2 separate regions of the Mus musculus genome follow, and region 1 is linked to region 2. Evidence: chromatin loops called from intact Hi-C (ENCODE). Cell type or tissue: left cerebral cortex. All regions are shown on one strand. Each heading gives the region's core, and the rest is flanking DNA. Links, peaks and the distances in the headings are about the cores only. Region 1 overlaps BB218582 (expressed sequence BB218582). Region 2 overlaps Gm14015 (predicted gene 14015).

Region 1 (15,541 bases), core at 4,802-12,801, 130 kb before region 2:
GTGGTGGCTCAGACTTAAGACCCTAGCTTAAAATAAGGGTGTGTGTGTGTGTGTGTGTGTGTGTGTGTGTGTGTGTGTGTGTGAATTCCGCCCTATGACAATCTCGAAGTTTCTTCAAGGTAATCTACTGGTGTTAGCCTGCATCGAGTGGGGATAATTTATTTACTTTTACTTTTTAAATTTATGAGAAGGTTTCTCTCTTACACTAAGATAATCATGAATTCCTAGCTACTGTCAGGTTAATATCAAAAGCAGAAATGTGTGATACCCCACAGCCTCAGCACTATTTAAAAATCAGAAGGTAGTATAGTGTCTCCCTGTTGTCCCCTACAGCCCCACAGGAGGAGGGTAAAGTGAAGTTTAGAATGTAAGGAAAGTGCATCCTCTCAAATATTTAGGGGCCTCCATTTGTAACTGGAGGTCTAGATTATCAGGAGAGAAAAAAGGGATAAGGTGTTTCCATCTGAGAAGAGGAAGCGAGCGAGCTCTGTAGGCACAGATTTGTTCTTACAGATACAGAGGGCTTCAGTTACCCTTCCTGTGTGATTTCTCATCGGCTGCTATTACATAGGTTTTATGATGTGGGTTTTGCCCAGTAATTTGGGACTAGGAGGTAATTGTCTCTGGAACCTGAAAAGTGTTTGTTGTCGTCAACAGTCTGAAGGCAATCGTTGTTTCTGTGCTTTCCTTTATCTTTATCCGTATCAGACAGCATAGAAATAGCGCCGCTGCACCCCACAAACACCCACTTGCCCAACTTGAAGCCTAGATTTCATCCACTGTGTGCTGTGAGCATAGGCATTATTTTTACAAGGATAAGATGTTCAAAACACCATTAAAACAATTTCCGAGTTGTTGCTGATGAAACAGTTTAAACACTAGGGTTTCTCCCCAGGGAACAGTTAACTTTCCTGTAATCTTGGCTGCTTTCTTTGTTCTAAAACACCATATTCCTTAATATGTGCAACTATTTGTTTTGTTGAATCTAAATAGATACTCTAAGCAAAACAGATTTTTTTTTTTTTTGGAAGTAGTCCCTGCTACTAGTCCATTAATCAGAATGAGGTATTAGGCTGGGAGAGAAATTTGTGGGAGACGATGTTAATAACACTGGGTAGTGCTTCACCACTGAAGAGCTAGATTGTAAACAGCCCCAAGTCCCGCACTGCACGCAGGACTGGGAAAATGATATTTGGTTCATTCTATATTGTGCTTTTCTGCAACATCAAAAGCTCCATAAACCTTTCTAATAAAGATAAAATAGATCCAAACAAACAAATTGCTCACCAGTACGACATACTTTAGGTCAATAGAAGGAAGGTTCACTGCTAGTGTTGAAAAATAGTTGCATGTCTTTAAATGATTTGTTTGTTTTCCTCTGTGGGAGTGACCAACCTTTCTTCTTTCTCTCCTTCCTTCCTTCCTTCCTTCCTTCCTTCCTTCCTTCCTTCCTTCCTTCCTTCCTTCCTTCCTTCCTTCCTTTCTCCCTCACTCCCTCTCTCTCTTTCCTTTGAACTATAGTATTTCTTTTTGTTTAGTTAGGCATTGTATATTATTATGTGTTTATGTTATTTTGTGGCAGCTGTTTTAATAAAGATCCCCTCAGAAAGAAAGCTTTGGGGGGTGGGGAAAGAGACAACACTTACAAATAGAGCAAAAGAAATGAAAATGTTTCCTCTGATAGTTAAATCAATGCTTTAAATTTGAAAAACAATGAGAAGGAAATGAGGCTGGAATACCCAGGACCACTTTACTAAAGAATCCAGCATCCTCAGGGCAGCAAATGTCTTTTAGATGTATCTTTAAAGCTGTCCTGCTGAATTGGAAGTCCCTGGAGGGCAGAACTGGCACCCTGTTCAATCTGGAATGCCCAGAAATTCAATCAACAGAAGTCAGTATTGATTTCACACCCTCCTGGACCCCTATTTGAGTCTCTGTGTGGTGGCCCCTCTCCCCGGAAGTGAAGTCTTCCAGACTATGAGTAAGTATATCGCAACATTTTTTTTTTATGATGTGGGAGACTCAATCCTGATCTGATTATTGTTTTCCCACATCAAGTGTCTAATCTGTACCTTAAAAAAATAGGAGAGTTTCAATGTTCCCATTTAATTTTCTGCTGGCTCAAACTTGAACCACCAGGACTCCTTCAATGAAAAAAAAAAATACCCAAGGTCATTATAATTAAGAGAGCTAGCTGAGTACATCATGTTTCTTTAAATGATTTGTAAACAGAACTCTCTGGGGGTACTATGCTACATTCCGTAGTAAAATATATTTTAAAATTTATGGAAAACGTAGAAAATAATTCACCTTTATCTCCTTATGTTAGGTTGCTTTGGTCAGAGTTATTGGAATGAGAAGAGAGAATTTGCCTTTTAATTGGTCTTTTCCAGACTTCTGGTGAGATTCCTAACACTACCAACCTCAGGAGTACAGAGCCCAGAGAAAGTCCATTGGGGTCCATTTTCAGGATGGTGCATATGGGAACAATAATTTATGAACGGTAATAAGAGTTGGGGATGCAATTCCCTGCCCAACATCAGGATAAGTGTACCCCACTGATTACCGAATGCGCAGAAAATCCTTGACTAAATAGGATAAAAGCAGTCTGCACTTCTTGTTTGTAAGTTGGCATTTTTCAAAAGCAATTGAAAAAAAAAAAGAGAACATGAAAATCTCAATGAAGAAATATGTTTTAAGAAACATATATATTTTTTAAGAGGTATAGATGTGGGGGTTGGCAGTGAAAAATCATCTGAGCTTTTCCACACAGGAGATGGAAAAATTAGCTTGCACTGCTGTGTGATGCTGCTGTGAATTTGCCTCCTTGCTAGCTGTGGATTTTCCCCTCGAGGGATCTGAAAATGTATCACGTTTTATTAATTTATTGGCTCTGCACCGAGGTGTATTGTAAGCCAACTTTAAGTACTTAATTTTGGTATTTATTCACTGCTCATAAAAAGAGGCAGCTTTCCTGACAAACCCTGAGGATGTCTATAATCAACCAGGGATAAGAAATCTAAACACATTTCAATATGCTATTTGTACTTATTTTTAAATTCATTGGTGGGTGGTTGGGTAGTGGTGATAGTATGTGTGTCCATGTTTGTGTGCTTGTGTTTGTGTGTATGTGCATGTGTGAGTGAGTGAATGTGTGTAACCATGTTTGTGTGCTTGTGTTTGTGTGTATGTGCATGTGTGAGTGAGTGAATGTGTGTGTCCATGTTTGTGTGCTTGTGTTGGTGTGTATGTGCGAGTGTGTGTGTGTGTGTGTGCGTGAGCGCATGCATGTTTGTGTTCATATATGGAGAGACCAGGGGTTGACATGAATTATCTGCCTCTATCACTTTGTCTTATTATTGTCATTTCCTTTTTAGACAAAGTCTCTCACCATACAGAGTGCAGCATTTCGACCATAGTGGTTGGGCAGCCAGCCCTTGGGATTCTCCTGTCCCAGTCTTCCCAGATGTGGGGTTATTCATTTGAGTATTCGAACCCAGCTCAGTTTCTTGTGTAAGTGCTGGAGATCAAATTTAGTTCCTCACATTTGCTCAGCGGGCTCTTAACTGATGGAGCTAACTTGCCAGCTCCTAATTTATTGATTTGTCTGAGTCAGAGTCTAATGTATCCCAGCTTGGTTCCGAACTCACAACACAACTGAGGATGACCCTGAACTTGAGGGTACCAGACTGTCTTCACCTTCAAGTGCTGCGATCAGCAACATGCATCTATGCCCAGATTGGTTGATATTACTGAGTGGTGACTTTGTTCCTGGTTTGTTAGGGCTGTGTTCTTTCAGCAGTGGTAGTGTTGTAGACTTGAGCATGTGGCTGAGGAAGTTATTTCTTCTCCCTGTTTCTAGACACTGGCAATTTTATTCCTTCTTGGTGCACAAGAACATGTGAATATAGTCACTGGGATAGGAATGGTAACATCACAATGAACTTGAAGTTGGCTGGCCAAGTCAAAAAGTGGTAGGGGCATGTGCAGAGATAGTGTTTGACACTACAAAAATCTTAAGGTCAAGAAATACAAATGAAGAATAGATAGAAGAAAGTCAACCTGGAAAATGGAAAGAGGAAAGGCGCTAGTCTGGCAAGTAGATGGCCCAGCACTGGCTCTGCCCTAGTGAACTTCCAGGAGTGTTAGATGGAGTCATTTCTACACAGACTCTATTTCATTTCCTTTCCCAACTCTAAGGTTGCCAGATAAAATAAAAAGCCCACAGTAAGATCTGTATGCTAGCCAAATAATGAATAGTGTTTCTATAAAATAATGTACCAAATACCACACTGGGTATATATTATTTCAAGATTACATGCAATTCAAATTTTACTGATATTCTGTGTCTTCTTTGCTATATCAAACAACATTGCATATCCTGTGTGTCACCTTTAGTGACAGCTGGTACGCAGTGCTAGAGAGTTCATGTTCTCCAAATATGAGGTGACCATGTTGGGTTGAAACCTTCCATTGCTCACATTTCTGCTGAGAAGTCTGAGGCTCATTCTCTTGCCCTTCACACCTGTCATTTTACAAACCTCAGAAAATACATTTTTTTCACACACTGATACCTGAATGCCCCTTTCATTCATTGCTCCAACTGACCCCTCCTTTTTCACTCTTCTCTGAGTTCTTTGTACAGTGCTCCCAAAGCGCCATAATCCATTCATCGTAAAGTTCTCTTCTTACTCAATAATTTGATTCATGACTACTATCATTATCATCTTTATTATTAGTGTGTGTGCAGGATTTATGCAGATGCATACCACAGCACACGTGTGGAGCTCAGAGGACAACTTTTCGGAGTCTGTTTTCTCTTTCCAGATTTGCATGGATTCCAGGAATGGAATTCAGGTCACCACACCAGATTGGCACAGGATGAGCCTTTACCAGCCAAACCATCTCATTGCTCCAATAAAGTCTGTTTATCTAACATGATTCTCTCCTTTCTCTTCAGAAGTGCTGTTTTCCCTTGAAGACATTGTGTCTGCCATGGCTATCTTGAGTGGAGGCTAGTCTTTTCGAGTGCCATAGCTATCTCAGAGCACAGGATATATAGCAGGACTTGTGACCATTTAAGCTACAAAATTTGGACAAATATTTTGAGACATGGCTTAAGCTTCATGCTTTTTTTCTGTTTGTTTTTGTTTGTTTTTTGTTTGTTTGTTTTTCAAGACAGAGTTTCTCTGTATAGCCCTGGCTGTCCTGGAACTCACTTTGTAGACCATGCTGGCCTCGAACTTAGAAATCTGCCTGCCTCTGCCTCCCAAGGTCTGGGATTAAAGGCGTATGCCACCATGCCGGGCTAAGCTTCATGTTTTTTATATATGGAATCTGTTATTATCGTTAAGAATTTTAGCACCCAAGTAGAAAGGTTACTTGCCTTGGTTGATTGCCTTGGTTGTTTTTCATCTTTGAAAAAGTTTATCTTCATCTGAAAACCAAAAAGACATAACTATTATTAACTATCAGCATGTGGAAAAGGAGATTGGAGGGATATAAAGGATATAGAAATGAGATAAAGGACCAGACCTCACGCTTGTGACTTATGAAGATAAGATCTCCTTTGATTGACAGCCGAAGTTAAAACAAACAAGTGGGAAACTTGCCTGCAAAAAAATCAGCAGTCAAGTTAAGATGATTTAATCAAATTTTCTATTCAAAATAATTCCTTTACCCAAAGCCATCATGAGCCATCTTTTCCCAATTGAGTACTCGAAAGAAGAAAACTGGGCTAGAGAAACAGGATCTCGGATGATTATAATTGAAGAGTGTCTATTGCTCCAGAGCCACAGTGAGTCTGGTATGCATGTAATCCAAACAGATTGACAGGAGGCACAGCAGGACAGGGATGGAGTGTGAAGGTAACTCACACTTGGTGGGGCACTGATAGGTGTGGAGCACTGAAGGGCAGTGGCACAGCTGAGAGCCATCCTGAATCAGTTGCAACTATCTGCGTCTCCCCTCTCTCTTGCAGATCTATGAGCTAGAAGACAGCTGGGACAGCAAATTCTTGACTCGCTTATCATCATGTTCCCTTTCCATGGTCAGCCCAGACTCTGGGCTCCATCACAACACACTAGTCTGTTCAGCATGGAGTACCTTTTTTGCCTCTTCTAGTCCAGCCATCCAGGCAAATCAATCAATACACTGTAAGTGACATCTGAGATGGAAACCTATTTCTTTACCCCAGACTAGATTATCTCAAACAAGCTTTGTAATATTAAAACTCTTCTGTGTTTCGTGTGCAAGAATCTCAATGAATCCTTCCATCTCTGCTTCAAGAGATGATAGGGGCCGTGGCAGACTATGATCCGGTCACTCACATCATATTATTAAGTTCTGGGGCATGCATGTGGGGGTGGGAAGGTTGTTATTAGATATTTACCCTCTTCTACCTATTTTTCAGAATTTTAAACACAGAAAACCTAAAGGACACTTAAATGTAATTTTATCAAGAGGAAGGAGAAAATTGATTTTGTACATGCCCAACCTCTGTCTTAACTGATACAAAGATTTCAAAGGAACAATGTTCAATTTTGTGAGTGTCTTTTCCGGTCCCACATATGCCATGTTATAAATCCATTCTGGATATACAATGACAGGCTCTTTTAAAAAATATTTCTTAGAGTTTTTTCTTAAATTAGAACCCACATATTCAAAACACATGAGAACAGCCCTTTTCTACCTTTGTTCTGACAGAAGTGGCAATTCATAAGTGACCCATCGTGTCAAGCTGGAGAGCAGGAGGGACACCCAGCTTTTTAAAGCGAGCTTATCAATCACTGTATCCCGAATAAGCATCTTCATCCCAGCTACAGAAAATAGAAGGCTGTAGAAAAGAACAGGAGGCTAGCCATGCTTTCAACCTTATTTTAAAGTAATTATATGAAAAAAGTCTGTGTTTATAAACTAATAAATTATACACTTTTAAAATGTTTTTTTTCTTCCGTGTGTGTATAATCCCTCCATGTTCCATATATGGTCTAGTTTGCTTTTCTCTTGCTGTGACAAACACCATAAGCAAAGCCACTTTGGGAGAAAGTGTTTAGTTGAGCTTATGGGGAAGTCACTCAAGGCAGGAACCTGGAAACAGGAATCGAAGCAGAGGCCATGAAGGCACACTGCTTCCTGGCTCGCTTCAGGTCCATGCTCAGCCAGCAGTTCTACACAGCCCAGACCCACCCACCTAGGAATGGGACGATGGACCGAGCCTCCTTATCAATTAAAAAGCAAGAAAATTGCCCATAGTCGAGCGTGAGAGAGGCGGTCCTTCAGACTCGGTCCCTTCCTCCCAGGTGGCCATAAGTTTGTGTCAGATTAACAACTGAAGCTAAGTATGACATTGTTTAAAACATACAAAAAATTACTTCTGCTCCTTCCATCTAGAGGTTGACAATTTTGTATATTTTCATTTTTTTTTAAATTTCAAACACAAGGACTGTATTTATATTATTGCTACTCTTTCCTTCCCTTCCCCCTTCAATTCCACACGTGACCTCCTCTTCCATAATTATGACTGTTCACACACACACACACACACACACACACATACACACACACACCCCGCACCCCACATTTTGACCTTGGACTTTCCAGCCTCTAGAACTGGAAAAAATACATTCCTGTTGTTTATAAGCCAGCCAATTAAAGCTATTTCCACTTTAGCAGTACAAACAGACTAAGGCAGATCATGATAAATACTTCTAGCAATAATTACTCCTCGTCTTTGCTACAACTTTCCTGTAACTTTCCCGGTGCTGTTTCAGGTCGTTCGCACACATGATTTTCCCGGAATTTCATAACGATCCTTCCGGGTTGCAGGGAGTGCACCGTTGCTCTCGTTATTCTGGGTGCAGAGCAGATACAGAAGAGTTAAGCATAGGGCCGCAGTCTGGTTAATGGCAGAGGCAGGGTAGAGGCTGAGTCTCCAAGTTCCTGTTCAAGAGCTCTTTCTTGGACACTACACAACCTTCCAAATATATCAAAACAGTCTTTCTTAAAAACACCATATGCATAGCATTTAACATAGAAGAAATGAACTCAAATAGAATTTGCCACTCCGTCAGGCTCAACACACATAATTTTGATGTGATTCCAAAAATCTAATGAGGATAGGCATTTAATTTCATCATTAAAATGAAAATAGACATTTTTGAAGCAAGCACAGTGGACAAATTAGCTCATCAGGGACAGATTATTTTTCTAGTGACTTTGAGAGTACTATTTTTATTTTTATTTTATTTTTAATTTATTTTTTACACTCTATATTCCACCCCCCAACCCCCCATCCACTCTCCGACTGCTTCACATCCCACACATCCTCCCTACCCCACCCTGTCTCCACGTGGATACGCCCAACCCCTGCCCCACCTGACCCTTAAACTCCCTGGGGCCTCCAGTCTCTTGAGGGTTAGGTGCGTCATCTCTGGATGAACACAGACCCGGAAGTCCTCTACTGTATGTGTGTTGGGGACCTTATATCAGCTGGTGTATGCTGTCTGTTTGGTGGTCCAGTGTTTGAGAGATCTCAGGGGTCCAGATTAATTGAGACTGCTGGTCCTCCCTCAGGATCACCCTTCTCCTCAGCTTCTTTCAGCCTTCCCTAATTCAACAACAGGGGTCAGCTGTCCATTGGTTGGATGCAAATATCTGCATCTGACTCTTTCAGCTGATGGTGGGTCTTTTGGAGGGCAGTCATGATAGACCCCTTTTTGTGAGCGCTCCATAGCCTCAGTAATAGGGTGAGGCCTTGGGACCTCCCCTTGAGCTGGATCCCACTTTGGGCCTGTTGCTGGACCTTCGTTTCCTCAGGCTCCTCTCCATCTTTATTCCTGTAATTCTTTCAGACAGGAACAATTATGGGTCAGAGATGTACCTGTGGGATGGGAACCCCATCCCACACTTGATGTCCTGTCTTCCTGCTGGAGGTTAATGCTGTACCCTTGCCACTGCCTGATGGTACTGAGAGTCCACTAAGACATGGACCTCTACAGCAGAGTAAAACAATCTCTGGGATGCTCTCTTTAATCTTGAGAAGTGAAGTAATATGGCAGCTGTCATATTTTGTGTGTTTGTGTTTTCACATGGGCAAAAGCAAATGTTTGTGTGAAGTACACATGCAAATCTGTACATGTGCACAGAGGCCTGTGTGGTTCTTCAAGTCCTTTCTACAATATTTCTGAATGGACGAAGGCTTGATCTTTCATTGGTCTGGAGCTTACAAATAGGATGAGCTGGCTGGCCAGTTAGGCTCAGGGATCTCTCTCTGTCTCTGTAGCCTTGGGATTACAAGTACTGGACCACCATGGCTGGTTTTCCTTTGTGGATCTTCATGTATGCAAAGCAAACACTTTGCTGACTTAATCATATACCACACCCAAGATGCCATATTTTTTAAAATTAAAATATGTGTATGCCCAGTACAGGGGAATGCCAGGGGCAGAAAGCAGGAGTGGGTGGGTTGGGGAGCAGGGTGGGGGGTGGGTATAGGGGACTTTGGGAATAGCATTTGAAATGTAAATGAAGAAAATATCTAATAAAAAAAGGAAAAAATTAAAATATGTGGGTTAAAAACTAACCACAGTTTAAAATGTCATACCCTCACCATCTGAGTGAAATGCAAGAGTTTTTCTAAGTAGCAAGTCTCACTGCTGCATGGAGGAATGCCATTCCTACTCAGGTGCCTGACAACTGACACTTTGGCTTTTTTTTTTTTTTAAAGATTTATTTATTTATTATATGTAAGTACACTGTAGCTGTCTTCAGACACTCCAGAAGAGGGAGTCAGATCTTGTTACGGATGGTTGTGAACCACCATGTGGTTGCTGGGATTTGAACTCTGGACCTTCGGAAGAACAGTCGGGTGCTCTTACCCACTGAGCCATCTCACCAGCCCCCGACACTTTGGCTTTTATTTATGGAAACCCTGCTGAGGGATTACTGGCTCATGCAACAAACTTCTTAAACTATTCTTTTTTTTTTTTTCCATTTTTTATTAGGTATTTAACTCATTTACATTTCCAATGCTATACCAAAAGTCCCCCATATCCACCCACCCCCACTCCCCTGCCCACCCACTCCCCCTTTTTGGCCCTGGTATTCCCCTGTACTGGGGCATATAAAGTTTGCAAGTCCAATGGGCCTCTCTTTCCAGTGATGGCCGACTAGGCCATCTTTTGATATATATGCAGCTAGAGTTAAGAGCTCCGGGGTACTGGTTAGCTCATAATGTTGTTCCACCTATAGGGTTGCAGATCCCTTTAGCTCCTTGGCTACTTTCTCTAGCTCCTCCATTGGGAGCCCTATGATCCATCCATTAGCTGACTGTGAGCATCCACTTCTGTGTTTGCTGGGCCCCGGCATAGTCTCACAAGAGACAGCTACATCTGCGTCCTTTCAATAAAATCTTGCTAGTGTATGCAATGGTGTCAGCGTTTGGATGCTGATTATGGGGTGGATCCCTGGCTATGGCAGTCTCTACATGGTCCATCCTTTCATCTCAGCTCCAAACTCCGTCTCTGTAACTCCTTCCATGGGTGTTTTGTTCCCAAATCTAAGGAGGGGCATAGTGTCCACACTTCAGTCTTCATTCTCCTTGAGTTTCATGTGTTTAGCAAATTATATCTTATATCTTGGGTATCCTAGGTTTGGGGCTAATATCCACTTATCAGTGAATACATATTGTGTGAGTTTCTTTGTGAATGTGTTACCTCACTCAGGATGATGCCCTCCAGGTCCATCCATTTGGCTAGGAATTTCATAAATTCATTCTTTTTAATAGCTGAGTAGTACTCCATTGTGTAGATGTACCACATTTTCTGTATCCATTCCTCTGTTGAGGGGCATCTAGGTTCTTTCCAGCTTCTGGCTATTATAAATAAGGCTGCTATGAACATAGTGGAGCATGTGTCCTTCTTACCGGTTGGGACATCTTCTGGATATATGCCCAGGAGAGGTATTGCTGGATCCTCCGGTAGTACTATGTCCAGTTTTCTGAGGAACCGCCAGACTGATTTCCAGAGTGGTTGTACAAGCCTGCACTCCCACCAACAATGGAGGAGTGTTCCTCTTTCTCCACATCCTCGCCAGCATCTGCTGTCACCTGAATTTTTGATCTTAGCCATTCTGACTGGTGTCAAACCTATGGGACACAATGAAAGCATTTCTAAGAGGGAAACTCATAGCGCTGAGTGCCTCCAAGAAGAAACGGGAGACAGCACATACTAGCAGCTTGACAACACATCTAAAAGCCCTAGAAAAAAAGGAAGCAAATTCACCCAAGAGGAGTAGACGGCAGGAAATAATCAAACTCAGGGGTGAAATCAACCAAGTGGAAACAAGAAGAACTATTCAAAGAATTAACCAAACGAGGAGTTGGTTCTTTGAGAAAATCAACAAGATAGATAAACCCTTAGCTAGACTCACTAAAGGGCACAGGGACAAAATCCTAATTAACAAAATCAGAAATGAAAAGGGAGACATAACAACAGATCCTGAAGAAATCCAAAACACCATCAGATCCTTCTACAAAAGGCTATACTCAACAAAACTGGAAAACCTGGACGAAATGGACAAATTTCTGGACAGATACCAGGTACCAAAGTTGAATCAGGATCAAGTTGACCATCTAAACAGTCCCATATCACCTAAAGAAATAGAAGCAGTTATTAATAGTCTCCCAACCAAAAAAAGCCCAGGACCAGATGGGTTTAGTGCAGAGTTCTATCAGACCTTCAAAGAAGATCTAATTCCAATTCTGCACAAACTATTTCACAAAATAGAAGTAGAAGGTACTCTACCCAACTCATTTTATGAAGCCACTATTACTCTGATACCTAAACCACAGAAAGATCCAACAAAGATAGAGAACTTCAGACCAATTTTTCTTATGAATATCGATGCAAAAATCCTCAATAAAATTCTCGCTAACCGAATCCAAGAACACATTAAAGCAATCATCCATCCTGACCAAGTAGGTTTTATTCCAGGGATGCAGGGATGGTTTAATATACGAAAATCCATCAATGTAATCCATTATATAAACAAACTCAAAGACAAAAACCACATGATCATCTCGTTAGATGCAGAAAAAGCATTTGACAAGATCCAACACCCATTCATGATAAAAGTTTTGGAAAGATCAGGAATTCAAGGCCCATACCTAAACATGATAAAAGCAATCTACAGCAAACCAGTAGCCAACATCAAAGTAAATGGAGAGAAGCTGGAAGCAATCCCACTAAAATCAGGGACTAGACAAGGCTGCCCACTTTCTCCCTACCTTTTCAACATAGTACTTGAAGTATTAGCCAGAGCAATTCGACAACAAAAGGAGATCAAGGGGATACAAATTGGAAAAGAGGAAGTCAAAATATCACTTTTTGCAGATGATATGATAGTATATATAAGTGACCCTAAAAATTCTACCAGAGAACTCCTAAACCTGATAAACAGCTTCGGTGAAGTAGCTGGATATAAAATAAACTCAAACAAGTCAATGGCCTTTCTCTATACAAAGAATAAACAGGCTGAGAAAGAAATTAGGGAAACAACACCCTTCTCAATAGTCACAAATAATATAAAATATCTTGGCGTGACTCTAACTAAGGAGGTGAAAGATCTGTATGATAAAAACTTCAAATCTCTGAAGAAAGAAATTAAAGAAGATCTCAGAAGATGGAAAGATCTCCCATGCTCATGGATTGGCAGGATCAACATTGTAAAAATGGCTATCTTGCCAAAAGCAATCTACAGATTCAATGCAATCCCCATCAAAATTCCAACTCAATTCTTCAACGAATTGGAAGGAGCAATTTGCAAATTTGTCTGGAATAACAAAAAACCTAGGATAGCAAAAAGTCTTCTCAAGGATAAAAGAACTTCTGGCGGAATCACCATGCCAGACCTAAAGCTTTACTACAGAGCAATTGTGATAAAAACTGCATGGTACTGGTATAGAGACAGACAAGTAGACCAATGGAATAGAATTGAAGATCCAGAAATGAACCCACACACCTATGGTCACTTGATCTTCGACAAGGGAGCTAAAACCATCCAGTGGAAGAAAGACAGCATTTTCAACAATTGGTGCTGGCACAACTGGTTGTTATCGTGTAGAAGAATGCGAATCGATCCATACTTATCTCCTTGTACTAAGGTCAAATCTAAGTGGATCAAGGAACTTCACATAAAACCAGAGACACTGAAACTTATAGAGGAGAAAGTGGGGAAAAGCCTTGAAGATATAAACTATTCTTACAAATAAAAAGTCCTAGGGTGTGCACACCTTTAACTCCAGCACTTGGGAGGTAGGGGCAGGTGAATCTCTGTGTGTTTGAGGTCACCCTGGTCTACAGAGCAATTCCTAGGACAGCCAGGGCTACTAAGAGAAACTCTAATTTGAAAAGCTAAATAAATAAATAAATGAGTAAATAAATCCCTGACGTCAGGTGTCGTTACACCTGGCTTAAACAAAACAAAACAAATCAAATCAAAACAAATCAAATCAAATCAAAACAAAACAAAACAAAACAAAACAAAACAAAACAAAACACAGACCTTGTGTAATTCCAATACATGAAATAGAGATGGATGGAAAACCACATTTACATTTACAGCAGGGGTGAGAGGAAGCTGTGTCTCTATCATCTCATAAGATTCCTGTACTAGTCAGGGTTCTCTAGAGTCACAGAACTTATGGAATGAATCTATCTACTATCTATCTATCTATCTATCTATCTATCTATCTATCTATCTATCTATCTATCTATCTATCTATCTACCTACCTACCTACCTACCTACCTATCTATCTATCTATCTATCTATCTATCTATCTATCTATCTATCTATCTGGAATTTATTGGAATGACTTACAGGCTGTAGTCCAACTAATCCAACAATGGCTAGCTCTGAATGGAAAGTCTAAAGATCTAGTAGTTGCTCAGTCCCACAGTTGGTCTCTTGTATAAGCTGGAATCTCAAAGTAGACTCCAATGGATATGCAGGCAAAGTGAGTTTAAGCAGTCAAAGGACAAATATTTCCTTCTTCCATTGTCCTCATACAGGCCTCCAGCAGAAGGTGTGGCCCATATTAAAGGTGTGCCTCAAGATCTGGATTAAAGGTATATTTCTTCCAGCTTCAATATCCAGATCACAGGTGTGCCCTCCATCTCTGGATTGTAGTGCATTCCAGATGTAGTCATTTTGACAACCGAGAACAGCTATCACAACACCTTCGCATCTCTCATCTGCCCATCATTTCTGCCCTGCTTAGTGGTGGGAAGTCAGTGAAGTAGAAAGGAAACAAAGTCCCTACTTTTAGGAAGCTTCCAATCATGACTTCTGGCCCTCATGCAAAAAGCATGCTCACAGGAAGTATTTATACTGAGGGGCGTGGTCTAGGGAAGAGGTCTTGGAAGCTTTCTCTGAGGAATGGTGTCTGCGCTGGGGTCAGAATGATACTCTATGTTTTAAAGTGAAAATGGGGATTGAAAATTGCTGGGAAGTAGGAAGAGGATTTTCAAAGGCAAGCTGAAAGATTAGAAACACAGGCATACATTAGCAACTAGAAAGCAAACCATGATGGCAATGGGGAGAGAGGGATGAGGAGGCTCGGGTGGCTGGCTCAGTAAGGGAACAGGGACAATGCCAGGCCACAGGCATGACACAGGACTTCTTTGCTAGTTGAGAAAGCCCCTCTGCTGTGGGTGTAGAAATCTTGGAGAGGGGCTGGGAGTGGATATGATGAGATAAGTCAGAAGACTCATCCTTTATCCAGGCAGAAGAGGGCTAAGAAATTGCAGAGGATTGAATGGGTCAGAGTTATTCAGAAAATAAAGTTTTCAGGACTGGGGACATCATGGGGCAATGGTGGAGGATGGTAAGTTCAGGTTTCTGGCTCATGTAATAGGCTCCTCTGATGAAAGGGTATTCCTTTGGAACAGGGGTCAGCAAACTTTAGTGTGTGGGTCACTGGTCCATGTTCATTGGATTGTGCTTTTTATGTAGCTGCTTTTATACTACAAATAAAACAAACATGGTTCATAAAACTGAAATCTTTTACCTCTATCTTCAAAAAACACTTTCTTAACCCAGTGTTAGAGAAAGCTCATGTACACACTGCCGTGATTCAGATGTCCATGTGTCCCCAAAGGCTCAGGTATTGAAATTTTGGTCTCCTGTGTGACAGAGCTGATATGGGGTGGAACCTTAAAGAAGTGAGGGCTGGTGGAGGTTAAACCTGGCCTCTCTTCAACTCTGGTTCCCTGCTTTCCAGTGAAATCTCTCCTTCACTCATTGACTTCTACCAGAATGGCATCTTCTGCAAAATGATGCAGCTGTCAACGGGCTGGGGGCTCATTAGAACCAATGCTATGCCCTTTGGACTTTCACTCTCCAAAATTCAGAGTCAAAGAAATCTGTATTCTTCAAAATGAGACATCAGGTATTTTATTTTGTTATGGCAGACAGAACACGCTCACGCACGCACACACACATACACACGGGGGGGGGCAGAGAGAGAGAGAGAGAAAGAGA
Region 2 (15,541 bases), core at 2,930-10,929:
GGAAGAGATAGCCAGGCAAAGATGGCACACACCTTTAATCCCACCACATGAGAGGCAGAGGCAGACAGGTGGATCTCTGGGAGTTCAAGGCAAGCCTGGTCTACAGAGAAAGTTCCAGAACAGCCAGGACTGCACAAGGAAACTCAGCTTTGAAAAACAAACAAACAAACAAACAAAACAAAAACAAGAAGGGAAGCTATAGAACTAATACAAATATTCAGGAGTGTGTGTGTGTGCGTGCTTGTGTAAGGATGTGTGTTCACTTATGCATATGCATGTACACATATGCACTCATGTAGGAGACATGATGCTTATTTTCCAAAGCCCAATGTCAATATATCTTTCCTAAATATAGGAGTCTGAAGAGACGGCATATGTGTATTGTTTAAAAGTGGGGAGTGTGGTAGCGCAGCAGAGGATTTCAGCTGGAGAGTGGAAAGGGGTGACTAGAGGCTTTGGAGTTGCTCTGCTGCTATTTCTAGACACTTGTCCCTTCCTTCATCCTCAGAATTCCTGGTGATTTTAAAGCAGATGGCATGAGACTACACCATCTGTTCCCTCTCTGTCATAGTCGCCTGTCCCCCACTCACCTCCCAGTCTCTGGAGATTTTACACCCACTTACTGTCCCTCTTGCTCTCTCCTGTTACTTCTACCATTATCCCTGGGAACTTCAGTATTCATGTCCTGCCTCATTACCTCCTACAACGTTTGTAAATTTTAAGATATTTATTTATCTTCTGTGTTTGGGTGGAAGTGCACGTGAGCCATGGCTCAAGTGTGGCAATCAAAGGACAACCTGTGAGGGTTGGTTCTTTTTCCACGAGTGCCAAGGACTGAGCTCAGTTCACCAGGCTTGGCTTTGGGTGCCTTTAACTACTGAGCTATCTTGTTAGCAGGAGACGAGATCTATAGCCTTTCCTCCATGGTGACTCTAGAGGTCTTGAAACTTACTCCTTCCAAAAGCTCTAATGTCAAGTACCTCTCAAAACATCAGAATCTTAATCGGAGTACTTACCTTAATTATCCAGTTTACTTTACCAAACCCTCTGCATTCCAGCTGCTTCCAATGCCTCTTATCAATCTTTGGTCTCATTTTCCTTTTTATTCAAACTAGGTCAATAGTTGACAGCTATGAAAACTCTTGTCTACCTATATGCCTATGTGCTTATATATATGCGTGTGTGTGTGTGTGTGTGTGTGTGTGTGTGTGTGTGTATGTATGCATCCATTCATCCACTCAAGCAACCATCCATCCATCCTTATACCTATCATCTATCCATCTATTCATCCAACCATCCATCCATCCATCCATCCATTCTCTTACCTTCTTTGTCCTTTCCTCTTTCTTTTTCTCTTCTCCTCTTAAAACTCAGACCAAATTTGAAATCTGAGCATTCAAATAGAGCTGTAGGCAAAACAAAAGTTAATAAAACAAATCCATGAGACTATAAAAAATAGTTTTCCTTTCTGTTTATATCCCTGATGACAAGAGAGTCTCCAGTACAGCTTGGAAATCCTGCCACACTGCATCACTCAATTTGCTTTTCTTTCCACTAAGATCATGATTCCAACTTTTCCCTCCACTTTCACTTTCAGCAAATCAGGAACAACAAGCAAAAGAGAAAACTGCTGTTCAAATCCTAGTCTTCCTGGCCACCACCTCCGTGACCACTGAGCTCAGTTTCCTTGTCTGGATCAGGAGGAAGATAAAAACAAGCCTCTAGATAGGAATAGTCAAGATCTATGTCCTATTAATAGAATGCTAGCACAACAGAGAGAAATATCTCTTATTCCATCACCAAAGCTTCCACTCTACCTGCAGGTACACCCAACGGCCCCACTTCCCCTTCTGAGACATGCACCTGATCTACCAGCCCCTTACATGTTTATCTATAGCTTTGCCTTCCACACTTGCACAATGATAAGTCTCTTCTATCCAAGGATAGGCCCTCTTCTCTATTCAATGACTTTGTTTTTGCAATTATCTCCTCTCTATAAAATCTCCTTTATATGTTCTGCTCACTAGATCATTACAACAGACAAACATTCTAGTATATATACTACCTTAAAAGTCTTGCTCTGAGGTTCCGATTCTCTTTTCACTCCTCTGGTTGCTTATGTAGGGACAGTCTTGGAAAGAGTCAAGTTTGCTTTTCTTTGCCTCACTCATTCAAACTCCCACAGCATCTCTTGCAAAGGTTCATCCTTCCCAGCACTCAGATGATGTCTCCATCTTCCTTCATGAACTAGCTGAGAAGCACCATTCTCCTAAGATCCAAGACCTCCTCTGATGTTTTCATTTCCTTAAGTTGTCTAAACAAATGCAACAGACTGGGCAGCCACTGGGGCAGCAGAAGTGTGTTCTCTCACAGTAGTGGGAGCTGAGAAGTCAAGATGAGGTGGTGGCCAGTTCTTTTCCTGATGAGGACTTACTTCCTGATGGCCACCTTCCACTGTGCCCCTACATGTCTTTTATTTGAAGAGAGGACAAACTCTCTTTTCCTCTTATTTGAAAGCTACAGCTTCTGTGGAAGTAGACGCTGCTCACAGATCCTTGCTTAGTCTTAATCATACCCCCAAAGTCTTCCATTCTAAAGTTCTTACTCTAGTCACACAGAGGGTACGCTTCAATACACAATGCTTCTAGGAGGACAGCTCAGTTCATTTCTGCTCTCTAGAGCACAGCACATTTCCAGATTCTGTCAGCGTGGGTCTTTCTACTCTCATGGTGTCCTCCTCTCTCAGGGGGCTTTTGTAGATACCTCATCTCAAATAGCATTTTTTTCTTTCCTTTTTTTTTTTTGTAATTTTTCCCTCTGTTCTTTGTAAATGAAGCTGAATCTTAATGCCTGAGCCCTGGTGCTGACTGCTCTGGTTTAAATAGTTTCTTTCACTCAAAACCTTTATGACCTTGGCAAGGAAAGTTAACACATAGAGCCTTGATGTCCTCATCAATAGCGTGAAGATATTTAGGCCCCTCTCATGTAGCTTGACATGTGCCAAACCACTGATGTTTGGAACAATTTAAGAATTCAGTAGAAGACCGGAAAGGATCGAGAGACAAACAAGAATTAAAGATGCAAACTCTGCTTGTTTAAATAGATTACCGTTTCCTATTTTCCTTTCCTGTTCTGAAAAAACAAATTAAAACTCCAAGCATAGGAAAGAAAACATTCAGCCTTTCTGAACTGTGTGGTAGCCCTCATGCCTAGAACTCTGCAGAATGAGCTAAACATCTACACACATTTGTTGAAAGATTCAAAGGGTGAACAAGTGGAGTCCGAGGAAATGTGCTCTGTAGTAGGATGCACAGCCAAGAACTCAGCAGAGGAAGACTTAAGTCATGTGTCAATCATAGGAGCTTTGGTGGTTTGAGTGACAATAATAACCATAATTTATTGAGGCACCTTGCTAAGTGTGCTAATCTGCACAATGACCCTAACAAGGAAGCCATTACCACCATTTTATAGATGACAGAACCTTTCAGTAGCTCTGTGGGATAGAAGCAAGACTGGAAAGGATTGAGAGATGAGCAGGAATTAAAGGTGTAAAGTAAATTCTATCCTGATGGCAACTTGTTTAAGTAAATCAGCCTGTATGAGAGAAGTCAACTGGTAGAGCATAACCTGTCATGCAAAACAGAATTTAAAAAAAAAAAATCCAAATTTCTCAGCTTTATGCCTGTTTACTTGAGTAGCTGATTCTTTTAGGCCTCTCTACTTAGAACTCAGAGATGATATAACAACCACTCTAGATGAGATTTCTGGATGCTTTTAATGGAAGTACCCATAAAGATCCAACTGGGTTTTTGATTCCATATGGACACAGTCTCCATCAGAAGCAAAACCCTGGATCAAGTAAGATTTTCCCCACCACTGATCAGGGACAGGATAGTGGAAACCTTTGGGGATAGACCTATGGAAAAGGACAGCTTCCCATGATGTCAGCCTTTATTTCTGGAAGCTGGTACTTGGGTGCTTGGGTAGCTCTTTCTTGGAGCACTTAAGACATAGATGAATGGAACATTTAAGACAACCAGAGAATTGACCACCTTCTGCTTTCTTCCATTTTGATGATGTGAGCTAGACTCCTCTGCATGTACACCCTGCCTGTCATTTTTCAGTTTCCCAAGATAGATTGGGGAACAAACAGGTCTGTTAGACACTCTCAGGTGCACAATGCTTAAAGTTATGCCTTTTGTTTTCAACAAAATGCAGACATATTATTAGTTTTCCGAAAGGCAGAAAACCACTAGCTGTGGCTCTATTCCATTGGTAAGCCCATATCCCTGTCCTGTGAAGAAAAAAAAATATAGATACAAGCATGCAGCCACCCATGTTTATTTCTGTATCTCTGCTAGGTTCCACCGTCTGTGTCCCCTGCAGCCTTGTCTCCTGGTTTCTATTTCTCATCAGCTTTTTTCCAGCTCTTATTTTTCTTATTCTTTAGTCCTGGCTGTTTGGTTGTTGATAAAGATACCTGCTAGGGCTTGGCAAGGGCCACTGAGTAGCTAGAAAACCTGGTTCGTGCACTTCTCACTCAGAATATTGGAAACTAAAGCAATCACGGGTCTACTTTATTCTAATTGCTGTTCTAAATGCACAGCTTCCATATCGCTACCATGACCTTTCCTGTTCCGTCCTGTGCTAGCACTTCCCTCACACCCTGGGATTTTGAAGTACCCACTGCCCCATGGTTACCTGCAGGTCGGTTTGTTCTGAAGCACTACACTGTGCATCTCTGCTCCAGGTGGCAAAGGGTTAACAGTCCCCAGCGCCTACTGAGTTGTAAAAGGAACTGCTGAAGCTGATCAATGACCACTGTTAAGACCTGGAAACCAATTATAAACCTGAAATTTGTGATGAACAAAGCCCCGAAACACTAGGATGAAAACTACTGAATTAGTCCAGTTCATTAAAATCATTAATAGTCATGAAATGAAAACCACCAGAGTCCAAAAAGGCTTAATGCTCTATCCATATTAATTAGATGGGAGCAAACCTGAGCTGAAAGGCAGCACATGCTTTGTAGAATTAGCAATTGGTCTCTACAGACTACACAGATCTCTATTAAAATTCAGTTTAATTAAAATTGATCACGTTAAGAAACTGATGTGGTTAATTAACTGAATTCCTGGACTCCTTTTCTTTCGTTTCACAGGCGCCTTACACACCCCGTTTGTGGGGTGACACTGTGTTGCACAGAGCAAATCCAGTTGCAAAGGTTAACTCTCTGTGTTCCTGGAGCTGATAACAACCGAAGAGAAGGGGGATGGAGGGGCGGGAGGAAGCTAAGCTTTGCCTAGAAGCAAAGCTGAGCTAACCCCGGGGAGATCCGTGATCCTGCTCTTAGGCTATCAGCCCAGATGGGCCCTTTGGTGATAAAAAGGCATCCTCTCTTCCAAGATGCCACCTGAGGAGGGGAGGTTGTTTCTTTTAGGCTATCCCTCACAAGGGGCTGAGAAATAACACCTAACCCTTCTAATGTCAACTCAGAGCAGTGCGGAGCTGAAATGTGGCTGACTAGAGGCCACGCCAGCCATGCTTTAGGCATCTTTGATTCATATTCTATTTGGCTCGGAAGTAATTTTGTGTTTTGACCATTTGCAACACGGAGAAAATGATATTTCTAGATTGGAGGGGAGCGGCGAGGGGAGGGAGAGACGCTTAAATAATGACAGTAGCTTCTGTCTTGTACTTGTGTGACCGCTCCTCACCCCCAAGTCCACCGAGTATACTTGCTGTTAAGTAATCCTTCCGAAGAATACTGTTTGCCACATCACCCATCTATTCAAAGATCTTCACGGACTTTTTCCAGACAGTAGGGCGAGGACTGCGTTCTGTAAAGTGGAACTCGAGGCTCTTCTTCACCATCTGTCTCCACATCCTCTTCCCTTAGTTGTCTCGCAATTTCCCAGTTGAGTCAAAATGGTACATTCACTAGTTCCCTTTTCTCTTAGAAGTCCATATGTTCGACCTCCATTTTTTATCTTTAGCTTACCAAAAATGTCTCCCTTGCCATAGCTCTCTGTGGTAGTAACTCCACTGTCTTTTCATGTCTACTCTCTGGTGTCTGCATTGATGTCTTGTGTACTTATCACAGCCTAAAGAGTTTCCATTTGGGGAAGACAGAGGTCTTACCTAGTATCTCACTGAATTGGAATGAACTTTGGATATAATTTTCTATGAGCAATGTTGGATAAGAATGGAGATAATGCTAATATTTTGATAGTTTCTTTCCATTTAATATTCTTTTTCCAGAGAAGCAGCCTGAGCCTTATCTTATACTGAGCTGTCAGAAGTATTTGAAAGTTATCTACTAATGACAATAGAAGTAATAATAACAGTATTCATGATGTTAGACCCCATTTACTAAATCTGGGTCAAGTATTATATAATAGACTTATGCCTTGTATAAGGAACTTGCCCCTTCCCTTCTGCTCACGACCAGAGAGTTCTTCACCCTCGTTCTCAGCATTATCTTGATCCTTCCTTTCCACATTCCTGCCTTCTAACTCATTTCCAATTCTTGTATACTCTTGCTTCCAAATTAGGCAGCATGGATTTTTGCCTTTTGTGCTGGCAATTTTACAGCATCTAGACTCAAGCCAGAGTCATTTGGAAGAAGGAACCTCAGCTGAGAAAATACCCACCCAAGACTGGCGTTGAGAAAGCCTAGGTGCATTTTCTTAGTTGATGACTGATATAGGGGAAACTATCACTTTGGGTAGTACCTTCCCTGGGTTGGTGGTTCTGAATGCTAAAGGAAAGCAGACCGAGCAAGCCATGGGAAGCAAGTCTGTAAGCAGCACCCCTCCATGGCCTCTGCATTAGTTCCTGCCTCCAGGTTCATGCTTTGAGTTTCTGAGTTGACATCCCTGGATGATGGTCTACAAGCTGTAAAATGAATAAATCATTTCTTTCTCAAGTTACTTTTGGTCATGGTATTTTATCACAGCAAAAGAAACCCTAACAAACACAGCTTTATTATTTTTCTTTTTAGACCATTTAAAAGGTGCAGCTTTTTTTTTTAAGTATTTATTTATTTGTTTGGAGACACCAGAAGAGGACAGTTACAGATGGTTGTGAGCTACCATGAGGTTGCTGGGAATTGAACTCAGGACCTCTGGAAGAAAAGTCAGTGCTCTTAACTGCTGAGCCATCTCTCCAGCTCAAGATGTAGCTTTTTAATACACTCATTCGTTTTTCTCTTAGGTTTGTGTGTGTGTGCTTATGTTCACGTTTACAGGTGTATACATACATGTACATGTATGTCAAAGTCACAAGACAACCTCAGCCATAGTTCCCCCATCCACCTTTGAATGTGTGTGTGTGTGTGCATGAGAGAGAGAGAGAGAGAGAGAGAGAGAGAGAGAGAGAGAGAGAGAGAGAGAGAGAGAGAGAATCTGATTGGCCTGGAACTCATCGAGGTGACTGGGTCAGCTGGCTAGTGAGTTCCTGGCATCCATAGGAGCTTCAATCCTGGGAATACAGGTATATAGCACTCCAGCCAGCTGCTTAGGGCTAGTCCTGGGAGCTACACTCACAAAGCAAGAACTTTACCAACTGAGCCATCACCCAGCCCTCAGATTTACCTTCCATCATCATCAATTTTCATTTACTATTTTGTTAGATTTTGTTCTTAACTTCTTCTCATTCCTTAATAATGTAGTAAATTAAAGTTTTCTTAATACTTATTAAATTTCTCCCCCAGCTCCTTTCTCTTTTTAAGTTTTTCCCTTTTAATGGCAAAATCACCGAAGACCATGCATATTTTCCTACACATGGTCATTTCAATTTTGATGGAACATTTTTCTTTTTAACTCCATTTTAGATCATTTATAGTTTCACATGCAGATTCTTTATATATCACAAGAGTCTTCTTTTTAAAAATTATCAGTTTTTAAATTTGTCATATTATTATACCATAAGTCTTAGTTTTTTCAACTAGATTAATTTTATAGTTGGTAGACAGCTATATTTACTTTTATGTTTCAAAGTTACAGAGTTGTTTTGTATTTGGTGTCCTTTTTGGTCTATTTCTACAGGGATTCTGAGATGTACTATTTAGTGGAACTTATACTACTTTGTATTTCCATCAGTCCTGGATTTTTATCCAGCTGCTACATGTTTTGATACATAAATGCTTGTAACAATTATACCATCTCCTTGGGATTTTTGAACATAAATTACCTGATTATAACACTGTTGTGGTGGTTTGAATATGCTTGGCCCATAGGGAGTGGCATTGTTAGGAGGCATGGCCTTGTTGAAGGAAGTGTGTCACTATGGGTGTGGGTTTTGAGACCCTAGCTTCAAGGAAGACAGTATTCTTCTCTTGGCTGCCTTCTGATCAAGCTCTGGAACTCTCAGCTCCTTCTCCAGCATCATGTCTGCCTGGATGTTGCCATGCTTCCCACCTTGATGATAATAGACTGAACACCTGAACTTGTAAGCATGGTGTCCTTTATTAGAGATGCCTCAGTCATGGTGTCTCCTCATGGAAAAGGAAACCCTAACTAAGACTTGCACTTTTTATTTGTATTTGCTCTTTCTCTTATTGTTTTGCCAGTTGATTTTAAAACTTTTTTATTGTCTGTTTTTTTATCGTATTTCCACCAAATATATTGGAATATAGTTACTTTGAAGTATTCTATTAACATAAATAAATGAAACAGTACTTGAGACTTCATCATATTATTTCATGTATGGATGGATATAATAAAGTTTGATCACACTAATCCTTCTATGACCATTCATTATCTGCTTTCTCCCTTTCCATTTCTATTCTTTTTAAGAAATTTCCAAAGATTTATTTTATTTTTATGTATATGAGTATACTGTAGTTGTACAGATGGTTGTGAGCCTTCATGTGATTGTTGGAAATTGAATTTAGTACTTCTGCTTGCTCTGATCAGCCCCGCTCACTCTAGTCAATTCTGCTCCCTCCGTCCCTGGTCGCTCCAGCCCAAAGATTTATTTATTATTATAAATAAGTACACTGTAGCTATCTTCAGACACAGCATAAGAGGGCATCAGATCTCATTATGGGTGGTTGTGAGCCACCATGTGGTTACTGGGATTTGATCTTAGGACCTTCAGAAGAACAGTCAGTGCTCTTTCCCGCTGAGCCATCTCCCCAGCCCTCCATTCCTCTTCTATATCTCTAGTACTTTTCCCACTTAATTCCTCTATCATCCCTATCTCTATTTCTGACTCTGTGTTTACCTCTATCTCTGACTCTGTCTCTATCCCTATCTCCATCTTTGTCTCTTCCTTTGACTCTTTATCTCTGATTCTATCTCCTTCTATCATCTTTATCTCTGATTTTCATCCATTCATCATTCTATAAGCTGGCTATTGCAAATAGTGCTACAGTAAGCAGAGGCTTGCACACATCTCAGTAACGTTTGCCCTGACTCTGTCCTGGTATATACCTTGAAGAGGTATGGCTAGATGATATAGTTCTATTTTTAGTTTGGGGGAAATCTCAGTGGACTGATTCCCACACTGGCTGGACGAATTGACATTCCCATCAGCAGCCAATAAATGTTCCTTGTCTTTCCTCCTTTCTTACCCGCATTTGTGGTTGTTTGTTTTCTTGATGAGAGACCTTCTGACTTGAGTAAGATCAAATCTCAATATAGTTTTGATTTGCATTTCCCTAATGGCCAAAGATGATGAATAACTCTGAATTTATTGGCCTCATTTCATTACAGTAAAACATTGGGGAAACTGAACAAAGTATATGGAAGCTGCCAGGGAGAAAGGCCAAGTCATGTAGAAAGGCAGAGTCATCAGAATAATGGCAGATTTCCCAACAGACCGTGAGAGCATCAACTGATATAGTTGAAGCCCTGAAGAGAGATTATTGTATCCAGGAGAGTCTCTCTATTATCAAAGGAAAAATTAAAATCTTCCATAATTAATACAAACTAAAATAATGCCTGGCCACTAAATTACCGTAGCAGACACCATGGAATTCTACACACGGAAGAGGAAAGCAAGCACATCCATGAGCATAGAGCAAAGGGTAAACCTCAGGAGAACGATAGGTAACCAAACGAAGACTAAGAACCTATAGAACAATGTCAAACAACACCCTACAGGAATTTATGCACACCTTTAAATAAGTGCTGAGAACTAAGGGCCTCCATTTTCCTGTAAAAGGGACTAGACTAAAAGACTGGAGTAAGAAGTGCCATCTAAATTGTGATTTCTCACACGGAATGTCTCCCGTTGGCAAAGATGGGCTTAACGTGAGAGGGTGGGAAAAGGTGTTCCAGGCAAATGGAGCATGGAAGCAAGCCGGGGCTGCTCTGCTTCCGTCTGATAATGTAGACGTCAAAGCAAATTATGAGAAGATGCGAAGGGGGTCACTGCATATCAATGGCAACATACCCAATTTCACAAAACAAACACTACCAAACTATAAGGGGGATTGACTCCAGTATAGTAATAGTTAATTATATTAATACTCCACCATCCATAAACAAACACACATCAGGTATCTATGTAGGCTTTTGAAAGAAAATATGCTTTCTTTGTTTCTTTGTTTCTTTCTTTGTTTCTTTGTTTCCTTCCTTCCTTCCTCCTTTCTTTCTTTCTTTCTTTCTTTCTTTCTTTCTTTCTTTCTTTCTTTCTTTCTTTCTTTCTTTCTTTCTTTCTTTCTTTCTTTCTTTCTTTCTTTTTGTGGTTTTTTGGTTTTTTGAGACAGGGTTTCTCTGTATAGCCCTGGATGTCCTGGAACTCACTCTGTAGACCAGACTGGCCTCAAACTCAGAAATCTGCCTGCCTCTGCCTCCCAAGTGCTGGGATTAAAGGTGTGCGCCACCACGCCCTGTTTCTTTGTTTCTTGTCCTCCCTCCCTCCCTCCCTCCCTTCCTTTTGGATGAAGTTTTGGGTCTAGAGAGAAAGCTCAGCTATAAAGAGCACTGGCTGCTCTTCTGAGGACTCAAGTCTCAATTCCAAGAACCAATACATGACTCACAACTGCTATCAATCCCAGTCCCAGGAGACCTGATACCCTTTCTGACCTCCACAGCGGGCAGGCACATACACAGTATGCAGACATACAGACAGACAAGATACTCAGACACATAAGTTAGAAAAAGAAAATAAATATTTCTCAAAAATGTGTATCACACCTTATTAAAACTTATTTCAAGTAATTTGTAAAAATAGTTACACTTCAACAATATAAAATAAGTAGATGAGAAAAAAAGGAGACCCAAAGTGTAAAATGTTCAGAGCCAGGTGTGTTGTTTTGTTTTTGTTTTTGTTTTTTTTTAGTTCCAAAATACAGTTTATGACACATTTTGTACCAAGTCTTGGTTATTTATTTTCATGGTACTTTTACTAATTTTAATCAGGATAAAACGTTCCAACCCCTGTATCTCAATTCCCATGAATTAATTTAGAAGGGAAACTGTTCCAGTGGTGGGCGTCTCTTTCGTGAAATACCTAATTGAGTGTACCCTTTTTTCTATGTACTGAGATCTTCCCTCAAAGTTTGCTCATAGCGACCTGTTTGCTCTTGGCTTCATCTGCCAGCACTCAGTTCCCATCTTTGTTGCCCTACACCAATCCACTCAGATTTTGCTATGAGCAGCATTTTCAGTCTGAATCTATTACTAAGTCTTCCCTTGAATATGTCTTTGCATGTCAAGAATTTTCGAGTAGCTAGTATATGGATGCTTTTAGACAACTTTTTAGGTATGTGCTTGGCAAAGCTTACTGGATCTTTTTTCTTCCTTTTATCTTGAGTTCTCTATTCTGACTCCTTTTGTTTTTGAGAGCCCCTCCTTCCAATGGAGCCTGCGAACATCTAACTCTTTCACTCACCTAGCCATCTTCCCACTTCCTGGTGCTGCAGATTGTAAATTCTTCACTCTCAAGTCATATAAAGTAGATGGGATCCCAGTGCCAGAAGGAGTGTTTTCCTTTGGAAAAATTAGTTGTCATTTCCTTCTAAATAGCAACTGGAACTCAAGGAGATTTATTGTTTTTAAGACTCAAATTGCCTTTCTTCCATGGGGGATTTACATATTGCTTTCCTTCCATATTGTTTTCTTTTTTCCCCTACTAGTTCTTCCTTTTTAAGATGTATTTATTTCTTCATTTTTAAGATGTATTTATTTCATTTTATGTTCATGAGTATTTGATCACCTGCATGTGTACTATGTGCATGCCTGGTGCCTGTGGAGGCAAGAAGTAGACATCAGATGCCCTGAACTAGAGTTACATACAGACAGCTGTGAGCTACCATGTTGGGACTGGGAAACAAGTGCAGGTTCTCTGAAAGAGCAGCAAATGCTTTTATTAATGGAGCTACTTCTCCAGTCCTATTCCTAGATTTTCTATATTTTGTATTTAGTCACTTTGAAGTCTTCTGGCTTTTCCCTCATGGATTCTATCTTAGTGTTTTTGGAATGCTTTCAAATGCACATCCAAAGCTTAGATACTAATTCTCTTGTGTCATGCCACTTATAAATTAACATTTTAGCTCAAGAATAGAATATTCTGAATACTTTTGTTGCTCTTATTGTACCATTTCCAAAATTGCTTCCTCAGTTTGCATATGAACCACCTTTCTGGATGTTGTGTGTTCATTCTCTTCTTCCTCACTGCCTGGGACTCCTTACATGAACAACAGTTTCTCTTTGCTTACTCTGAAGCTCAAATTGAGTTCATGGGTACATTCTAGATACAAATAACATCTCTATCTGTGTGGCTAGTCCTGTAGCAGATGGCAGGGAACAGATGTTCTCAAGGAAAAGAGAGATGTCATCTCCCCCCAGTATGATCTTGTGAGTAGGCATATGTTCCCTCTTGAAATACCATAGATCCATGACACCTATTGCTCCCAACTTTATTCAGAAGTCTAAATAAATCCAGGCTTCCTCAAAGTCCTAAAGAAAAACTATGAACCTAAATTTCTCTACTGGACTCTGCAAAGCCCAAATCATGTTCTTATCCCACAGACCCGGCTGCCTGTCAGACTCAGGGGAGGAAGCTATTGGGTGGAAACTAAGATTCCAGGGCAGCAGGAACACATCCAGAGGGATTTGCCTAGCATTTCCATAAGTATAATTTAAATGTCCTAAAACATGAAATGTAACATTCATGCAGAAATGTGCATAAATCATAAATGTCAGTATAAAAAATGACCATCAAACAAACCCTCCTGTAAGGTTCACCAAATAATATTGGCAACATCCCAGAGGACTTGTACACCTTGCTTCTTTAACACAATACCTTTCTTGTCCTGCTAGCGGCAAACACCACTAATTTTTGTAGTAATTATTTTTCTTGTCTGTCTAAAAAAAAAAAAAGTCTTATGCCTTTGTGTTTATTCCCAATGTGCTTATTTTGAATTCTATATAAATGAAATCATGCTGCAGGTGATCATTTGTGTTTCATTCCTTTTGTGTTTGCAACATTCGTTTCTTTAGCTGGAGCCTCTTCTCCCCACTTTTGTCTGCCACAGAGTATTACATTGAATGGACATACCACATCCCTTTGTCCTTTCTTTGATCAGTTGACATTTGTGTTGTTTTTAGTTCAGTGTTACTTCAAATACTGCTGGTATAAGGACTGCATTCCTCATGTCTGCTCTGACTCATGTGTACATATGAGTCCCTGTGTCTGCTCCAAATCATGTATGCACACATGAGTCTGTGCGCCTGCTTTGATTCCTGGGTACATACATGAGTTTGTAACATAAAATTAGAAGTGGAACTAATGTGGTGCAGAATCACAGACAAGGCTTCAGGCCTTTGAGTTTATCAGACAATGCTATTTGTAAAGAGACTGTTCCAATTTACAATGCCCAGAAATTCATTAGCCGTTTATGAGAGTTGCCATTGGTCCATGCCCTTGATCCATTGGGTGCATATGGACTACTATCTCATTTTAGTTTTAACTTGATTTTATCTGATCAGATGGTAAACATCATTGTTCACATAAGAGAAAAACAAGCACAAACAAGTCATCTAAAAGTGAAGGAAGCAAAAAAGGCATAGTTGGATTAAAAGTTCTAGATGGGTCATCTTCCCAATATGCTAAGAGAGGTGCTTTCACCCCATTTTACAGATGGACAATTGAAGCTTATAGAAAATCTACTTAGTAGGGAACACAGATCTCAGGAGACTCCTAAGTACTGAGTACTTATGCCTTAACACACACAGCAGGACAGCCCTGGGGATTGTAGTCTAAGAACTGGTGTTATTAATGTTGGAGAGTTCTGGCAGGAAGATAGCACTTGTCAAAGAATTTCACAGTGAGTCAAACAGGTTTAGCTATAAAGGTTTGTTAGCTGAGGTTTAAGAAGAGCAAAATGTCAGATAAATCAAGACCTGTTCTGAGAGATTTGTGTGTCTCAGCTACTAGATAGATATGGGTGTGGGCCATTGCCTTTCATTTTAAGACTATTTCATTTTAAGATATCTTAAAACTATTCCTAATTTAATATTAACAAATTTTTTACCAAGTTTTTGCAGAATTCATAAGCCTACAAAGACAAAGCTCAGAATCACTTGATCTCACTAGGCAGAAATAATTATTCTTACCACTTCATCAGAGTTCTTCACCATTTCTTCTCTCAGAGGTAAATATATAAGCAGAATTGATAGCAGGATGTATAGGCTACTTTGGAACATATTTCCCCAAATATTCAGAACAACTTTTAGTACATTTTTTTTTACACTTAGTGCATGTGTGAGCTTATACACAAGTATGTTGCACTTGAAATTGGAGGCCAGAAGATAAGTTGTGGAACTGGTTCTCTTTTTCTATCACATATATCCCAGAAAATTGAACTAAAACCATTACATTAGGCATAAATTCCTTTGTCTGATAACCCATGTCTCCAGCCCATGGAACACCTTTTTAAAACAGAGAATCTCTTATGAAATTGTATCCATGAAATAATTTACTGGATGTTTGTGCTTGTTACTTTCTTTTTTCAACTTGAAACACTCTGGAGTCATCTGGGAAGAAGGAGCCTCAACTGAGGAACTGCCTCCATCAGACGTGCCTGCAGGAAAGCCTGTGAATTATTTTCTTGACTTGTGATTGATGTAGGAGGCCCTAGCGTACTGTGGTACTGTGAATGGTGTCATCCGTGGGCAGTTGGTCCTAGGTTGTGTAAGAAAACAGGTTGAGCAAACCAGGGAGAACAACGCAGTAAGCAGAGTTCCTCCATGACCGCTGCTTCAGTTCCCATGTCCAGGCTCCTGCTTTGGATTCCTGCCATGCTTTCCCTTCATGACACAGTGTAAATCGTAAGCGGAAATGAACCCTATTCCTTTCCACCTTGCTTTTGGTCATGGTGTTTGTTTATTGCAATGATGAACCAAACCAGGACAATGGTGAGCATACTTACACATAAACTGGCCACATGTGTGACTTTTCCCCTTAGTATTAGTAGAAGTATGTATGACTATACATCATAATTCACAAAATCATATTTGGGAAACATATTATACCTGTATTGTTTCTTGAGATCAATTCAAATTTGATCCCAAGTCTCTAAATCTCT

What was found. Hi-C counts contacts between places; a loop is a spot of excess contacts. Peaks named below come from ENCODE experiments on the same cell type or tissue, not always from the same donor. Only the 100,000 strongest peaks of a DNase experiment are listed, where the experiment ranks them.
Region 1: it touches region 2 in a loop (1.9-fold over the local background); 2 of 42 quality-filtered maps call a loop at or near these places.

Annotation. Positions count from the first base shown.
Region 1 is chr2:106,634,315-106,649,855 of GRCm38, reverse strand. BB218582 (expressed sequence BB218582) reads left to right here. Exons shown (of 7, transcript NR_137201.1): 2 at 1,795-1,981; 3 at 2,394-2,503; 4 at 3,378-3,513; 5 at 5,687-5,797; 6 at 5,981-6,155; 7 at 6,706-6,939. Among named protein-coding and RNA genes, the nearest start is that of BB218582, 8.3 kb to the left of the region's middle. In left cerebral cortex, for the core only: no CTCF peak of the experiment used is centred there; a DNase peak (open chromatin) is centred at 7,871.
Region 2 is chr2:106,502,447-106,517,987 of GRCm38, reverse strand. All of the region lies in intron 1 of Gm14015 (predicted gene 14015), which reads left to right. Among named protein-coding and RNA genes, the nearest start is that of Gm14015, 13 kb to the left of the region's middle. In left cerebral cortex, for the core only: no CTCF peak of the experiment used is centred there; DNase peaks (open chromatin) are centred at 5,880 and 6,563.